Regions from separate parts of the Homo sapiens genome. Here region 1 is linked to region 2. Evidence: read pairs that join two places in POLR2A ChIA-PET (ENCODE). Cell type or tissue: K562. All regions are shown on one strand. Links, peaks and the distances in the headings refer to the core of each region. The heading gives the core; the rest is flanking DNA. Region 1 overlaps BEGAIN (brain enriched guanylate kinase associated). Region 2 has its middle 43 kb from the start of MIR2392.

Region 1 (5,365 bases), core at 197-5,196, 190 kb after region 2:
AGATAGGGATGGGTGGGTGGACAGATGGAAAAGTTGATATGGATACAGGACTGGATTGATAGAACAAAATATCAATGGATGATACATGGGTGGAGGGAGGGAGACTTCTGATACACAAGGCAAGATTGGTAGATGAATGGATGGAAGGATCTTTGGATGGATGGATGAAGGAATGGATACATAAATGGATACAGGTAGTGCCTGGATGTTGGGATGGGTGGATGAATACTTGAATACATGTCCATGAATGATGGACAGAGGAATGAATGGACACTGGAAGAGTGAGTGCATGGATAGGTGATGAGTGTATATTGACGGATGTGTGGATAGAGGCCTGAGAAGGCAGCTCAGTGCACAAATGGATACAAAGCAATGGATGCATGGATACGAGACACAAGTAACAGAGGAATGGACAGACATGGAGGGATGGGCAGGCGGACAGATGGAGACGGGAGTGAGAGGACCAGTGAACAGATGAGTGCCCATCAGCGGGTGAGGGACACAGAGACAGAAGGATGTGTTGGTGCGTGGATGGCACCTGTAAATGGGTGAGCGGTCACAGGGGTGGATGGTGAAGGACGGTTGGTTGAATGGGTGAAGCTTCAGGTCACTCATGCCTTGATTTCCCAGATGCCAGTGTTTTGCTCACAGACCCCCATGTCCCTCTGCTTCAGAGACATATACTACGCAGGCGCAGGGTCAGGAGGGGGCTGATCAGACAGGGAGACTTAACCCCACCTTGACTTTGGTGGGAGAAAAGCCAACCCAAACTAACAGCTATTTGGCCTTTCCAGGCCCGCTTTGCCCTGGAAGACCCACTCAGGAAATAAGGAAGAAGCAGTGAGACCTCTTCGAAAGGTCAGCGGCCAGCCGGGGTTCCTACAGGGGCGTCCTTGCCCAGGGATCTCCCTGGAAGACCTGGACAGCTGTGTACATGTCCTATCTGAGGAAGAGAACTGGGGCACCTGTGTTGGGTGCTGGGGACTGGGAGACATCAAGACCATGGCTGCCCTTGGAGATTCTGAGGCCAGCGTGGAAAATCCAGGGACAGCGGGGCAGGTGATTAGGAGCACAAGTGTGCGGATTCCCAGAGCCTCAGTGTCCTCAACTGCAAAAGGGGAATAATAATAGACACTTCTGACTGGGCGCGGTGGCTCACGCCTGTAATCCCAGCACTTTGGGAGGCCGAGGTGGGCCGATCACGAGGTCAGGAGATCAAGACCATCCCGGCCAACATGGAGAAACCCCATCTCTACTAAAAATACAAAAATTAGCTGGGCATGGTGGTGCGTGCCTGTAATCCCAGCTACTTGGGAGGCTGAGGCAGGAGAATCGCTTAAACCGGGGAGTCAGAGGTTGCAGTGAGCCGAGATCGCGCCACTGCACTCTAGCCTGGCAGCAGAGCGAGACCTGTCTCAAAAACAAAAGAGAAAAAAGAAAGAAAGGAAAAAAAATAAACTTCTGTGCTGGGACGAGGGGAAGGTTGGTGAAGGTGACCACACCTCTGCTGGCCTATGCTGCGGCCCCTGGCGCATGCCCGCACCATGGGGGTTTACCCGAGACCCCTCAGAGCCCAGTTTCCTCCTCCGTGAAGCGGGGTAGCTGCTCCTAGCTTTCAGGCCTGCTGTAAGAATGAAGCGAGGTGACGTTTGGCACTGTCAGCAGAAGCCCGGCATGCCTGCCCACTCGGCAGGGTCCTCCCAACATCCTGTGGCCTGGTCTTCCTGCTCCAATCCCAGCAGACAGTGGGCAGCCTCATGCCCCTTCTGTCCGAGCTGGCAGGGGCCAGCTTTCCAACCACAGGGGCAGTGTGTGCCAGGCAGCAGGAGAGGGGCTTGGGCATCTGGAGAGGAAACGGGTGTGAGTGCCTGACCTTTGGGGTTCTGTCCTGGGCCTGACATGCCCAAGCCATGTGACCTCCGACGGGTCACTGCACCTTTCTGAGACCCTGCTTCTTTTAGCAGAAAATAGAGCCTTTGGCTGTCCTGATGCACAGAGGCGGGTGGGGATTTGGGGTGATGACGCATGCACAGCACGGAGCTTGGCACGCAGGATGGGCTTGGGAAGCAGGACTGAATCAGATGAGTCAAGAGGCAGGGGCTGCGGTGCCAGGAGCCGGAAGCCCCTCCAGGAGAGGTTGTCCAGGCTGCTGGTAGGTGAGCAGGTCCAGGCCGTGAGCCCACGGTAGCCGGCAGCATCCTTAGAGCCTCAGGCCCAGGCGCCTGAGAGCCAGCAGGTTGTTATGACAACGGAAACTTGCCTGATGCAGCCTGAAACTCTGGAAGCAGCTCAGAGGACTGGTTGGCCAGAGCCCCCAGAACACTCCTGCAACCATGCGTGCTAGTGAAACGGCCACATCAGAGCCCCAGTGCTAATGAGTCCTGAAGTCCCTTGCTCATGCCACTTCCCAGCACTGCCATGGGCTGAGTACTGCCCCATGCCCACCTGACAGATGAGGAGGGGATGTGGCTTGCCCGCAGGCCTGTTGGAGTGTTGGAGAAGGGATTTGAACTTGGATCTGCCAGCCTCCAAGTCTCTTTCCCACTGGTAATAGGGCAGGGGCTGAACGGCTGCTGCTGGGGAAGGGCTGTCCGGGTGTAGAGGGGCGACTGTCGGGGACCATAGGGTGGGAGGAGGACACTGTGGCCTCCCGAGAGCCTGAGATCCCTCCCCTATATTCTCATCCTGTTTCCAGTCACAGTAGGCCCACACCAGGCTGGGGATGTTTGTGAACTGACAGCCTGAACCTGCTATGCCATTCATTCAGTCAGTCATTCAAGAACTACGCATTGAGCACCTGCTATGTGCCAGGCCCTATGCAAAGAGCTGGGATACAGTGGAAGTTACATTCTACGGGGGGACACACACACAGATAATAAATAATTGCAAACATTAGTTACAGCTGGGGGCCAGGGCTATAAGGGGCTGCCGCAGGGGTACTTGATCTAATCTGAGGGACAGAGGGGGACAGGCTGTGAAACTGGGACCCTGAAGGTCAGCTGGGAATTAGATGATGGGAAGGAGGGGAAGGGAGAGAGTGAGAGTGTTTCTGGCAGAGGGAAAGCAAGTGCAAAGGCCCTGAGGTCAGATAGAGCTTAGCACATTCAGGACCTGAGAGACGTTCCTTGGCAGCGGGGAGCACGGGGCGGGAGGGTAGCAGAGAGAGAGAGAAGACACCAGCAATTGTCAGGGCCTTGCAGTGTATATGAAGGTGTGACGTTGTCTAGTCACCTGGCCTGTGATTTTATTTATTTTTTCTTTATTTATGTGTTTATTTTTTAGATAGAGTCTTGCCCTGTCACCCAGGCTGGAGTGCAGTGGTGTGATCTCAGCTCACTGCAACCTCTGCCTCCCGGGTTCAAGTGATTCTTCTGCTTCAGCCTCCCAAGGCTGGGACTACAGGCAGGCGCCACCACACCCAGCTAATTTTTGTATTTTTAGTAGAGATGGGGTTTCACCATGTTGGTTAGGCTAGTCTCGAACTCCTGACCTCAGGTGATCCGCCTGCCTCGGCCTCCCAAAGTGCTGGGATTCCAGGCGTGAGCCACCGCACCCGGCCTGGTCTGTGATTTTAAAAGGTCACACTCGCCGTGTTTGTGGGATAGGCCGGGCTGGATCCGCATCGACTCAGGAGGCACAGGAAGGGATGATCGCAGATGTCCAAGTGAGACATGGTAGTGTCTGGTACCAGCAAAGTGATGGTGAGGATGCAGGGAGGTGGCCAGGCCTGAGAAAGGCTGAATCTCCAGGGCCTGGCAGCCAGGGGCGGGGACAGGGAAGAGGGAAGGAAAGAGTTGAAGCGGCCCCTGTTCCTGTCTTGGGTGGCTGAGGCCATGGTGAGGCCACGCACTGAGTTTTGCAGACTCAGTCAGGGGCGCTTTGGGCATTCAGAGAGGTGTCCGGCAGAGCTCAGAAAAGCAGGGGTCCTCAGCACCTGATGGAGGCATCCAGACAGAGCCCAGATGTACAGCTATGAGCATGCCACACAGGGCCTCAGCCTCGCTCCAAGCAGCACCAGAGGCCAGGCCAGCGATGGTGGTAATGCCCACCAGGCCAAGGGCCTGGGCTGCCACCCCTGGAAAGCCTTCCTTCAGTCTAGCAGCCTAAAGCCGCATCCTAGGAAGGATCTCTGTGTGGGGTGCAGTGGGCAGGCGTGTCTCCCTTCACACAAATGATGGAGGGTCCAGGTCTGGCTCTAACCCTTCTCTAAGTTTATCTCCCTGGCCCCACTCCCACCTAACTACACCCGAGGCCTCCATGTGCCAAAGGCTCTTGCTCATAGCGTTAACAACTGCTTTTTCTCACCCTAACCCTGTATATCATTGGAGAATTGCACATAGCTGCTACCAACAGAGATGAAATAACCATAGCTTAAAGACAAGAGGTTATTTTTCTTTCAAGTTAAAGAAGTACCAGAAGCAGGCCAGGCACAGTGGCTCACGCCTATAATCCCAGCACTTTGGGAGGCCAAGGCAGGCGGATCACCTGAGGTCAGGAGTTCGAGACTAGCCTGACCAACATGGTGAAACTCTGTGTCTACAAAAAATACAAAAATTAGCCAGGCATGGTAGCAGGCGCCTGTAGTCTCAACTACTTTGGAAGCTGAGGCAGGAGAATTGCTTGAATCTGGGAGCGGAAGTTGCAGTGAGCCGAGATCATGCCATTGTAATCCAGCCTGGGCAACAAGAGCGAAACTCCATCTCAGAAAAAAAAAAAAAAAAAAAAGTACCAGAGGCAGATGATGCAAGGCTGGTGTGATGATGATTCAGTGGTCATGAGATATCCGGATTCCTTTTGTCTTTCTGCTCCTCCATCTTTTATATATGGCTGCTGCCACAAGTTTGTCTCATGGTGCAAAATGGCTGCCACAGCTCCAGCCATCACTTCCATGTTCTAGAGAAGAAGCAGGAGGTTGGTGAATGGGAAAAAGACACAGGCTGGCTGTCTGATCTTTTCTGCAGAGTTCTGCCAGCAGTCACACCCAACTTCTGTTTATAGTTCATTGGCTACCTCCTGGCCTGGCTTATAGGAGCCTGGGAAAGGTGGTCTTTTAGCCGACTACCCTGTATCTCAAAAGAAAATGAAGGCTCTGTAATAAGGATGCATGGGAGGACTGTGGGCTGCCCGCAGCCTCTGCCACCCCCTTCCATTTGCTGGTTTGCTGCAGTTCCAGTTTGCCCTGCTTCAGGCCCAGCACTCAAGCCATCATGGTGGCCACCGTGGCCATCTGTCCACTGCCTGTCCTCTGTGCCCCTGCACCCTGCACCGCACCTGGCAGAGGAGATGTGAGAGTAGGAGAGGGGGAGGCCCAGCCTAGGGCCCTGTGCACCATGGGAGCTCACTCAGGGAGGGCTCCTCCCCAGGC
Region 2 (5,365 bases), core at 51-5,050:
CAAGGCTGCCACAGCTCCCGGCCTTGGCGCTGGGTCTTGTAGGGTATGACCAAGTTCACAGCAGAGAACATTTGAAGCAGAAAAGCAGAAGGCAGAGAAACAAAGTGGGGACAGTGTGCAATTGTCTGGGGCACAGGAGAAGATGCTGAAGCCGGCAGGGAGAAGGAAGGTGGAGAAGTACCTAGGGCAGGACCCCATACCCAGCCAAGGGCCCAGACTGTCTCAGGTGGGCGAAGGGCTGCCTGGTTTTATTTTCACCTTGCAGGTGGAGCTCTGGGTCTGGGTCCTCCCTGTCTGCCCTACAGGTGGATCTGTCCATTTTTCCTGGGCCAGGCCCCCCAAACTGCACCTTCCAGCACACTACCCCTCTCAGAGAAACACCTGCTCCTTGGGCAGCGCCTGCCAGCACCCTCAGGCCAAAGGAGAAAGATCAGGCCAGCTAGGGGCTGGGAGAGGCTCTGCGTGGTGTGGAGAGGATGCCAGCCCATGCGAGGAGGCACCAGAGGTCCCCAGTCACCTGCACCCTGCCCCTGCCCACCCTGGGAGGACCCTCCCTGTGGATGAGCTGCGCATGAAGGACCTGGGGCCTGAGGGGTCCTCATGGGCCCCAGGGGAAGCAGGTGGCCAGGAGAGATGCAAAGGTTTCCCAGACAGCACTTGGGACGACTCAGCAGCAGCCGCCTCCAAAAGTGGGGAGCAGGGCCAGAGAGCCGAGGGCAGTGCTGGGTCCCAGCCCAGCCGAGGCGGTCCCAGCGAGCTTCAGTGCGTACATGCTGCCATCGTGTGGAGCCCAGCCCTGGCGGCCCTCCAGCTGTGGGACACCCCCGGCCCCCCATGCTGGGAACCCTGCCTGGCCAGGGCATCTCTGCCCCCCTGCCCCAACCACAGGCCTAAGTGGGCCCAGATGGTGTTGGCAGAATGGGCTGGCTGGGCTGCTGCCTCCAGGGGCCCCAGAGTTGGGGCTCAGCTTGCCAGGGATGGGAGGGTGGGTGGTTTGAACAGGCAAACCTAATCCCAGGGCCTTTCAAAGAGGACTGACAGTGTGGGAAGCGGGCAGCCAGGCCCGGAGCCCAGACACAACCCAAGCCTCTGCTCTGTCTCTTCAGGCCCCATGGACCTAGAAGGATGCTCTCCCTGGCGGACTCTGTCAGCCAGCGTCTCACCTTCTCCTCTCCCCTTCTCCTCCCTGGGGTGTCTTGTGTCACAGGGAGAGCAGAACCCTGCCTTAGCCCCAGACCTGCCACCCTGTCTGCACAGCCGCTTCTCCTTGGCCTCTTCCCATCCCTCACCCCCTGACCAGGGCTGCCCCTCCCCTCTCACACCAGCCACAGCCCCTCTCTCAGCATCCACAGCCTCATCCAAAAGGACAGTAGTTGGATTGCTCAGGGGCCTGTGGGAAGCAGAGGCACACTCCAAGAGTCGAATACTAAAGGGACAGTTTAGGAAGGCATGGGTAGGGGAAGCCTTGGGCGGTTACAGGGCGTGGGTTCTGTGGGAAGGGCCAGCAAAGGGAACAGTTCTGGGCTGAGAGGGCCACAGGTATGTGGAGAGCCCCCCACCCCCTGCCACACACAGAAGCAGTGGCCTTCTGTGGAGGGACGGCCGCAGGGAGGGAATACGTGGGTCAGCCTCCCAACACACCTGCTCTCCCTCCCAGGGACACAGAGCTCCTCAAAGTGGGGTCTGAGCTGCTTTAGCACCTGGTGCCGGCGGCGTGTAAATCCATGGGACCGTCTGGGAACACACCTTGAGGCTCAGTGAACATTTCTCCCAGAGTGAGACTTTCTCCTAGAAGGGAGCAGCGTGTTGGTTTCTGCCCCAAGAGAAGCTCTTCATTTCGGAGAGGCACTGTGAAGAGCGCTGATCAAAGAAGAAAAGAGAAGATCGAAGCACAATCACAGATAAATAAGAGAATGACCCCTCTGTGCTTGGCCCTGCACCACCCACTCTGCGCCCTGGAGGCTGGCCCGGGCACGAGGTCCTCTGGGCTCCTGGCATCTGTTCATTGGCTTTGGCCAAGAGAGGCTCCAAGTGAAGAGTGGGAGAACAGGGAGGCTGGGATTTCTTCCCTGCTCCCTTTCCTTGGGTGCCCTGGTCCTGCCAGTGGCTGGGTCCCTTCTGTCCTCACTGTGGCCCCAGCTCTCTCTGGACTCTAGGATACCCCTGCCCCTTCAGGCCTTGGGGTGTGTGTGTGTGTGTGTGTGTGTGTGCATTACAGCTTCCTGCTGTTGTTCATCTCCAGGCGTTACAACACCCTTGCAGGTTATCTTTCTTATCTTTATTTTTTAAGAGACAGGGTCCCTATGTTGCCCAGGCTGGACTCAAACTCCTGGGCTCAAGCAATCCTCCCACCTCAGCCTCCCAAGTAACTAGGACTACAGTTGCACACCACCTCACCTGGCTGTTGTGGGTCATCTTATCACCCACCCTCCCTGCGACACACACCTCACCAATCATTCTACAGTCAAGTCCCTAACACTTGCTGTTTTCCATGAGGATTCTGGTCATCTTCAAACACGCATACCAACACACACACACACACACACACACACACATCTATCCATCACCACAACATTTTCCTTCTACGTCCCAAATGTTGGGTCTACCAATATTAAGAATCTGCACCCCAAAATATGCCACTCTGGCATGTTGATTATTTTGAGTTAAAGGGACCTGAAAAGCAAGAGGTGCTAGAAGATCCCTCTGATCTTCATTTTCTTTCTCAAAAGCAGGAGACGAAATTCCCATGTGAAAGATGTCCTCCCCATACTGAAAGGAAACTGCCACTCTTATCTCCAAGGACAGGAAGCTGGGGCCAACGGAACTCTGTGCAAACAAACCTCGTTAAACTAATCCTCATCGTCCCAGCCACTTCTCCACCCAGCCAGCCCCCAGCCTGGGCCCCTGGGCCTTGGCCCATTTTCAAGCGTCCTGCTCTTTGTCTCAGGCAGTGCCTACGTGTTCAAACTGTAACTGCGCCTCCGGGCCTTAGGAAGGCTCCCATGCCTGTGAGTCGTGTGGTCTGTCAATTGTGTGCGTTTCTCCTGCTGATCTGTCTTGTATCACTTTAATTCTCACCCAAAAACCCTTGAAGGGGTGGAGGGGAATTTTTGCACCCTCCACCCCAATACTGCCTTCAAACGCGGCAACTCCACAGGGCTGGGCCTGGCCACTCTCAAGTCTAGCGGCTCCTCACTGCCTCCCACCAAACCTCACCCACCCTGGCTGAGCAGCCGCTTCCTGCCACAGCCCAGGCCATGGGGCTCCCTCTTCTCACAGTCCAGCTCCTACCAGCTCTCAGTGCACCTATAAGAACCATCCATCAGAGCTTGTCGCTCCTCTGCTTAAAACCCCAGGAATCAAATCTCAGGTCTGGACAGAGGCTGCCAAGACCCTGTGAGACCTGGCCCCAGGGACTCATCCTAATCTTGCTTTCCTTGCCTGTGCTTCTCAGTGGGCCCCAGGGCTGCCATGGTGACCTTGCTGGGCCATTGCCCAGTCCCCAGACCACTCCTCCCACCTTCCATGTCTGAGAACATAGGCCCTCTTTAGAGGTGCCTGTCCCAACCCCACATCCACTCTGAAGCCCCCTGTTCCTTTCTGTGGGAACTTCTAGAAGGTTCTTTCCTTCTTCTTGCTCTCAGCCACCTCCAGAGCCCCCGTCTGCCCTCTCGTGGTTTTCCCATGGACCTGTGAAGCAAATATACCCCTTGGGGAGCTAAGAGGGTCTCTGAGGAACCTGGACCCCAATGTGAGGGTCCAGCCAGTGAAGGTCCTGGACCCCCACTCTGAAGCTACCTGGGATTAGCATATCCAAAGGTACCAAGGAGAATGGAAATTTCCTCCCCTCTGGAAAATTGGGTGGACTTCCAGAGAAAGTTCTCGGTGAGCTTTTAAAGTGGCTGATTGAGAATTCTATGAAATGTCTGCAGTGTCTCCTGGCAAGCCCAGTCGTGGGTGATTAAAATACGACAACCTCATAACCACCCCCAGAAGCCTTTGCACACCCGCCCTTACAGGGAGGCTTAAGGAAATTAAAGGGCTGAAATGATTGCTTTTTCCCCAGCAAGAAAGATTGGGCCACTTAATGAAGAACTACCCTTAATCTTGGACAAACTAGGTCTAATTTCTTCAAATTATTCCACATTTCACCAATTTCATTTTTCCCTTTTACTCAAGGGTGTCTGGGCAGGCACGCCCTGCACCCTGCAAAAAGCCTGGATGTGAGACTGTCTCATTTTCTTCTACCACACACGGAACATCTCAGCACTGATTATTTTCAACAGGGAGGAAAGTGGGCCTGGGGAGTGGGTCTGGAGAGTGCTCAGGAGGCCTGTCCTCGCGCTGGAGCTCACAACCAGAGCTTCATTAGCACCGATTGATCGCCAGCTGCCTGTCAACAGGAAGGAGGACGTGGCACCTCGCATGCCGGGCACAGTCCAGGCTGACGGGCGGAAAGCATTTGCAAGTCCCCGAAGGGGATGCACGTAAGCAGCTCGTTTGGAAATCTCAGTTACATCTTGCCTCTGTTCTCTAAATGCTTGAAAGAAAGGAAGACAAGCAGTGGCTGAGCATCCACCGAGGGGCCCAGCACGGAAGCCGGGGCGTCACCGTGATCCTGTCACTGCTGCTCCATTTGACCGTTAGGAGAACTGAGGGCCAGAGGGCTGATGCCCAGGAAGTGGCGGGGCTCCAAAGACTGTGTCCTGTTGTGCCACGTGTCTGCCCCAGAGGGACATCCGTCTTCAACTCGATTGTGTGTGCTTTGTGTCTCTACCGTCTGGCGCCCCGTAGGTGCTGGGTAAATGTTGGCCGAGTGAACTCTTCGGGGAAGGAGTGGGGGAAGAACGTTCAAGCTGGAAGAGTCTGCAGTGGCCATGGATGGCTTTGCATACTCAACCTTTGCCCCCTTGGTTCAGCAGGCAGCGCTTCCATCCCAACCCTCCCCCCGATGAGTCCTTGGGGTTTGAGTGGCAGAACCCTATCCCCAGCTGGCCAGAGCACGCCCTGCCCCTGTGCCCACCATGGGAGAGGGTCAGAACCCAAGCCAAGCCAACCACTGTTGATGCTAGGACTTGTGTTGTTATCCCTGGGACACAGATGCGAGTGTCTGTCATCAAACCTTGAGGCTAGAAGGACCTGAGGCCAGAGCTGCTGGGACAGGGAGTGGAGAGGCTCTGCCTGGGAATGAAGCCAGGAAGAGCAAACAAGATGGGAGAGAAAAACTGGTGTGGCCATTCCTGTGCTCCTCTGCACAGGAGTCGGTCAGTCGTCTTTCTTTCATCTATGTATTTATCTTGAGACAGAGTCTCACTCTGTCACCCAGGCTGGAGCACAGTGGTGTGATCTTGGCTCACGGCAACCT

The links. Peaks named below come from ENCODE experiments on the same cell type or tissue, not always from the same donor. Only the 100,000 strongest peaks of a DNase experiment are listed, where the experiment ranks them.
Region 1: POLR2A ChIA-PET joins it to region 2 with 5 read pairs; 2 of 35 experiments call an interaction of 5 or more read pairs at or near these places.

The regions. Positions count from the first base shown.
Region 1 is chr14:100,578,217-100,583,581 of GRCh38, reverse strand. All of the region lies in intron 1 of BEGAIN (brain enriched guanylate kinase associated), which reads left to right. Among named protein-coding and RNA genes, the nearest start is that of BEGAIN, 6.5 kb to the left of the region's middle. In K562, for the core only: no CTCF peak of the experiment used is centred there; no DNase peak of the experiment used is centred there; H3K27me3 peaks cover 1,456 bases.
Region 2 is chr14:100,768,856-100,774,220 of GRCh38, reverse strand. No RefSeq gene overlaps it. Among named protein-coding and RNA genes, the nearest start is that of MIR2392, 43 kb to the left of the region's middle. RefSeq lists an enhancer at 2,735-3,029. In K562, for the core only: a CTCF peak has its summit at 3,665 (motif pointing left); DNase peaks (open chromatin) are centred at 2,860 and 3,510; H3K4me3 peaks cover 643 bases.